2 separate regions of the Homo sapiens genome follow, and region 1 is linked to region 2. The links are chromatin loops, found by intact Hi-C in ENCODE. Cell type or tissue: ovary. All regions are shown on one strand. Links, peaks and the distances in the headings refer to the core of each region. The heading gives the core; the rest is flanking DNA.

Evidence for each region. Hi-C counts contacts between places; a loop is a spot of excess contacts. Peaks named below come from ENCODE experiments on the same cell type or tissue, not always from the same donor. Only the 100,000 strongest peaks of a DNase experiment are listed, where the experiment ranks them.
Region 1: a loop joins it to region 2, with 4 times the contacts of the local background. A loop is called at or near these places in 35 of 110 quality-filtered maps.

Annotation. Positions count from the first base shown.
Region 1 is chr2:216,670,383-216,673,294 of GRCh38, reverse strand. It overlaps IGFBP5 (insulin like growth factor binding protein 5), which reads left to right. Exons shown (of 4, transcript NM_000599.4): 4 at 1-1,190. Among named protein-coding and RNA genes, the nearest start is that of IGFBP-AS1, 23 kb to the left of the region's middle. In ovary, for the core only: no CTCF peak of the experiment used is centred there; a DNase peak (open chromatin) is centred at 1,324; H3K27ac peaks cover 2,179 bases.
Region 2 is chr2:217,755,392-217,758,303 of GRCh38, reverse strand. The region is part of intron 2 of DIRC3 (disrupted in renal carcinoma 3); the gene reads left to right. Among named protein-coding and RNA genes, the nearest start is that of DIRC3, 34 kb to the left of the region's middle. RefSeq lists a silencer at 1,488-1,657. In ovary, for the core only: a CTCF peak has its summit at 1,597 (motif pointing right); a DNase peak (open chromatin) is centred at 1,593; H3K4me3 peaks cover 306 bases.

The sequences.
Region 1 (2,912 bases), core at 264-2,763, 1.1 Mb after region 2:
GCCCCTTCTCTCCCACCCCATCTCCCCACCACCACCTCTGTGGCCTCCATGGTACCCCCACAGGGCTGGCCTCCCCTAGAGGGTGGGCCTCAACCACCTGCTCCCGCCACGCACCGGTTAGTGAGACAGGGCTGCCACGGCAACCGCCAAGCCCCCCTCAAGGTGGGACAGTACCCCGGACCCATCCACTCACTCCTGAGAGGGCTCCGGCCCAGAATGGGAACCTCAGAGAAGAGCTCTAAGGAGAAGAAACCCCATAGCGTCAGAGAGGATATGTCTGGCTTCCAAGAGAAAGGAGGCTCCGTTTTGCAAAGTGGAGGAGGGACGAGGGACAGGGGTTTCACCAGCCAGCAACCTGGGCCTTGTACTGTCTGTGTTTTTAAAACCACTAAAGTGCAAGAATTACATTGCACTGTTTCTCCACTTTTTATTTTCTCTTAGGCTTTTGTTTCTATTTCAAACATACTTTCTTGGTTTTCTAATGGAGTATATAGTTTAGTCATTTCACAGACTCTGGCCTCCTCTCCTGAAATCCTTTTGGATGGGGAAAGGGAAGGTGGGGAGGGTCCGAGGGGAAGGGGACCCCAGCTTCCCTGTGCCCGCTCACCCCACTCCACCAGTCCCCGGTCGCCAGCCGGAGTCTCCTCTCTACCGCCACTGTCACACCGTAGCCCACATGGATAGCACAGTTGTCAGACAAGATTCCTTCAGATTCCGAGTTGCCTACCGGTTGTTTTCGTTGTTGTTGTTGTTGTTTTTCTTTTTCTTTTTTTTTTTGAAGACAGCAATAACCACAGTACATATTACTGTAGTTCTCTATAGTTTTACATACATTCATACCATAACTCTGTTCTCTCCTCTTTTTTGTTTTCAACTTTAAAAACAAAAATAAACGATGATAATCTTTACTGGTGAAAAGGATGGAAAAATAAATCAACAAATGCAACCAGTTTGTGAGAAAAAAAAAAAAAAGCCGAAAAAAAAAAAAAAAACACCTGAATGCGGAAGAGCTCGGCTCCCGTTTAGCATTTTGTACTTAAGGAAATAAAAAACCAACAAAGGATCTCACATTTTCTTAAAAAGTGAAGATTGCTGTATACTATTTATTCAACTTATAATTTATGTTACTCCTTGATCTTTGTCTTTTGTCATGACAAAGCATTTATTTAATAAAGTTATGCATTCAGTTAGCCTGCGTCGGCTTCCTCCGAGGGCTCAGGGAAGGCAGGCAGAGGGAGAGGCAAGTCCCTGATTCTCCTCAGGCCACAGCCGAGAGGGGATGGAGAAAGGCCCCCGGTGGGATCAGGGCTGAGCGGCCACATGGTCCAGAGAGAACCCCTCATCCCCCAAGACAAGCACTCCCACTGGAGCTCCAGCGGCCCCTTCCCCATCTGTTGGAAAGCCACCACAGTCGTGGAACCCAAGGCAACCTACATAACCTCCTCAGGCCTCCATTTCCTTGTGGGTAAAACCTCATGGAGCTGCTGTGAGGATTCAACCAGTTAATGTCCCCAAAGCCCTGAGAACTGGGAATATTCAGCACCTGTTCCCCTACTGTTCTATTAATGATTATTACCATCTTTTCATCTCAGCCCTTGCTATGAAGTAAAGTGGCCTTCATCCACCCTTAGACAAATGAGAAGTTTCTGCTCCTTGGAGAAGATTTTAAGGAAGCCATTTCTAGAATGTTCCTTATTCCCTCCTCCCACTGCCTTGTAAGCTCATAACTCCTGGGAACCTCTGGCCAAGATAAAGTCTCCCTCTGGTTCCTACCCAACCTCCACCGCTGTCTGTGCCCAGTGAAGAGGAAAACCCAAGATGGCACCCCTGATGTCAACCCCTGGGCACTGAAGAGCACAGTTCTTACACCCTCCGACCTTCTGCCGCCTCACTGTGTTGCTTTCCTCCCTCCTAGGCCCCTTCGTCCCCAGGCTCTTCCCCTACGGCCCCTCCTGTGTTTCACAGAGCTGCACAGCACACTGCCCCTTAGGCACCCCACTGACCGCACACCCCAGAGTCTCAGGCCCAGGAGCAGAGCAGGGAGACAGAAGCGGTGGCATCCTCACTCTGCTCAGCTCAATGGCTGAGGCCACCAGGAAGCCATGTGTCCCGTCCTGTCCTAGTCACGGGGCAAGAGGAGTCACTGGGGCGTCCCTGCCTTGCCGATGGCCTGATTCGTCACCAGGCACACCTCCTTCTGGGGTGGCTGAGCCGCTTCCCTGACACCTGTGAGCACCAGGTCCCTCAAGTTCACAGAGTAATCTATCCAGCCAAAGAGCACAGGATTCGGATGCCTGTCACTCAGCCTGCCCTGCAGTCACCTGGGTAGCCAGGGAGGCTCCCACATGGCTCTCTCAGGCTACCGGGGCCCAGCAGTGGAGGTAGAGGAGGAGGAGGTGGAGGATGCATTAGGAGGTGCACAGAGGGAAAAGGCACCTTCTCTGCTTTCCTTTCCAGAGGTGCCTCAAGTCGGGGGACAGGAAAAGGAACTACGGGAAGGCCTCCCACGTGGCACCTCCTGCCCCCAGAGTGTCTCCTGGCTTATCCGGGGGAAGCTGCTCACCCTACCATTGCAGGCACACTGCCTGGAGCAGGTGCCAGCTGGGATCCTTCTCCCCAGTGCTCCTCCCCAGAGGCTCTCACGCCCGCCCCCCACACAACTGTATCCCCCACCACTGTGGTCCTTTCCTCCCCTTTCATCTCCTCCGACCCATATAACCCACATCTGTGAATCCCTGCTCACAGCCCGTGACCACCGATGATTCCGGCTCTGGACGGACTACTCCACTCCTGTCTCCCCACCACCCTGTACTGCCCGTGCTCAGTGGGACAACCCATACAGCCCCTTAGCGATAGCACCATTCCCCTGGGGTCCCCGCGGTTCAGCAGCCCAGAAACTGTGTCTCCCACCC
Region 2 (2,912 bases), core at 192-2,691:
ATCTCTACATATATCCTCATATATCTACATATGTAGATATAGATATACATACATACAAGCAAACTATACACACACACATTCCAACTTTATATCTAGAGTCATTTTCTTAGTCAGTCTGGGCTTCTATAACAAGATACCGTAGACTAGGTGGCTTAAACAACAGAAATGCATTTCTTACAATTCTGGAGTCTGGGAAGTCCAAGATCAGGGTGCAGAGTCCATGTCTGGTGAAGGCCCACTTCCTGGTTTGCAGATGACCATCTTCTCACTGTATCCCCACATAGTAGAGACAACAAGCTCTAGTCTCTCTGTCTTATTAAAAGACACAGTCCAATCATGGGGATCTCTACCCTCATAACCTCATCTAAATCTAACTGCCTTCCAAATGCTCAACTTCCTAATATTATGCCGTTGGGGGTTAGGGTTTAAATATATGAATTTGGGAGAGGGATATAAATATGCAGTCCACAATAGTTCTACATACAAACATACAGTCCATATAGTCCTTCATGCATTTATATCTGTATTTTTATACCTCTACATATTGCAAACTGAGCTCACACCAATATCTCTAATTCCACTGGGTTTATTCTTCTTTTCTTTTTTCCATATTTCCTACTCTCATTTCCAGTAATGAGAAACGTGGCTCCTATTATCCCTAGTACAGTTGTCCCTCAGTATCCATGGGGGATTTGTTCCAGAACTCCCTCAGATGCCAAAATCCATGGATGCTCAAATACCTTATGTAAAACGGTATAGTATTTGCATGTAACTTACACACATCCTCCTGTAACCTACACACATCCTCCTGTAACCTCTAGGTTACTTGTAATACAAAACACAATGTAAATGCTACATAAATAATTGTCATACTATATTGTTTAGGAAATAATGACAAGAAAAAAAAGCCTGTACATGTTTGGTACAGTTGTAACCAGCCATTTTTCCCCCAATATTTTCAATCCACAGTTGGTTTAATCCACAGAAACCACGAATGTGGTGGGTGACTGTTTTACCTGTTTTGTTCCATCTCTCTATATGTAAGCAGTCTCCATCACCACAACCCCCCAACTCCCACCCTTTTGCACAGACACTCTCCTCTCCTTGCACGGAACATATTTATACAAAAAACTTTCACATGTATCTGAAATTCAAATTTAACTGGGCATCCTGTATTTTTGTTTGCTAAACCTGTTAGTCCCAGAGGGCCAACCTAACTTCCATGCTCCCGGCCTTCAGGTGACTGTGCTGCAGCCCACGTTCTCTGCCCAGCCCTGGTTGTGTCCCTTCCTTGGAAGAGGTGTTGATCTCTAGAAACCCCCCCCAAAAAACTTTCCTGTTGCTCATCTCCATTTCAATCAGCTTCCAGGAACTAAACTTGCAACATCAAGCCTCTGCTTTATTATTTTCCTGGTTCTAAGATCCCAGAGGTCCCCACCCACACCCGTGTAAGCCCAGTTCCCAGAGCAGCCTCGATCCTGGCCCCAGGGCCTGGGGGTGATTCCAGAGAAGCCCCTTTGAGGGATTACGGGCGCAGGACGCTGGGCCTGCGGGCCTCCCGAGGGCTCCCGCCCACCAGGGGGCAGTCTTCACCTGCGTGTGAGCAGCTCCGGAGGCCCGGGCAGGGGAAGGGGTGGGCGCAGGGATAGCTCGCTGGGGGAACCCATGCGGGGCATACGTGCGTGAGGGCACGTGAGGGCCGTGCCGGCCAGAGCCCAGCGTGCGCGGCCTTGCGTGCGTGCACACGCATATGTGTCCAGGTGCCTACGCAGGTGCCTGACCCTGGGCAAGTCGCTCCGTCATGCGGACCTCAGTTTTCTCATCTGTCCGACGAAGGTATCTTTCCATCTCTGACTGTCGGTGTTCTTTATCCAAGACTGCTCAGCACATTGGGTCCTCTCTTTAGAGCCATCTCTGTTTATTGAACAGAAGAGGCAGGGATTCCAGGCCATTGAATTGATGCGGGGGGTGAGTGGGAGGAGACAGTGAGGCACGGGGGGTTTTTGTCTTTTGCTCCCCAAAGCAATACTCTTTAATTGGTTTCTAAATATTTGTATTTTTATTTTTTACAAAACTGTATTTCAAAATAATGTGAGTCTTTAAGTCCTATGCAAAGCTACCAGAATCCTTGGTCGTGCTTCCCTACTCATTTGCAGGAATCCGGGCAGAACATGAATTCTCAGAACTGGTGGGACTTTCCAACCAGTTGCTTCTCATGCAGAGGCAGAAAAATGAGGGGATCAACAGCCCAGGCCTCAGGGGCACCCTTCTTGGCCCTTACAGGTAATTTAATTGCTGTGCCTCAGAGTCTCTTCTGTAAAATGGGAATGATAATAGTACCCTAAGTGATAGTATTATTATTAAATATTGGCTGAGTGTTCCCAGCTTTGTCATAATACAGCTCTGTGACCTTGGCCCCTCTCTCAGGACCTTTGTTTCCTCATCAATAACGGGGAATGAAGCACTCATTTTGCGTGGTTGTGATGAACAGGTAGGTTGTTTGTGAAATCACCTGGTGGTACCTAGTAGGTATTAAATACCCATTTCTTTCTTGGATAAGTATTGCTTCCCAGTCAACACTTATCTTCCCTGTTGCCCTGGCCTCAGCAAGGTGACAGTGATAAGTCAACTGATCCCTTTCAGCAGAGACCTCTTCAGGACATCTGCCTTAGATGAAGGAGAGTGTAGGTGTTCAGGAAGCTTGGGGGAGATTGATTTACTTCCTGGAGGGCTTTTTGTTAGTCCTGAAATGTCACTATGTGGTTTGCTGCTTCCTCTGCCTGCGGGTGATGGGGTAGGGGTAGAAGGTGGAGGGGGTGCAGGTGTCTTGTTGGGAGCCCCTGGAAGTCACCTCTTTAGAGGGGCCGTCTCTGAGATACGACGATTCATTTTCTGTTATCCTTATATTTTTG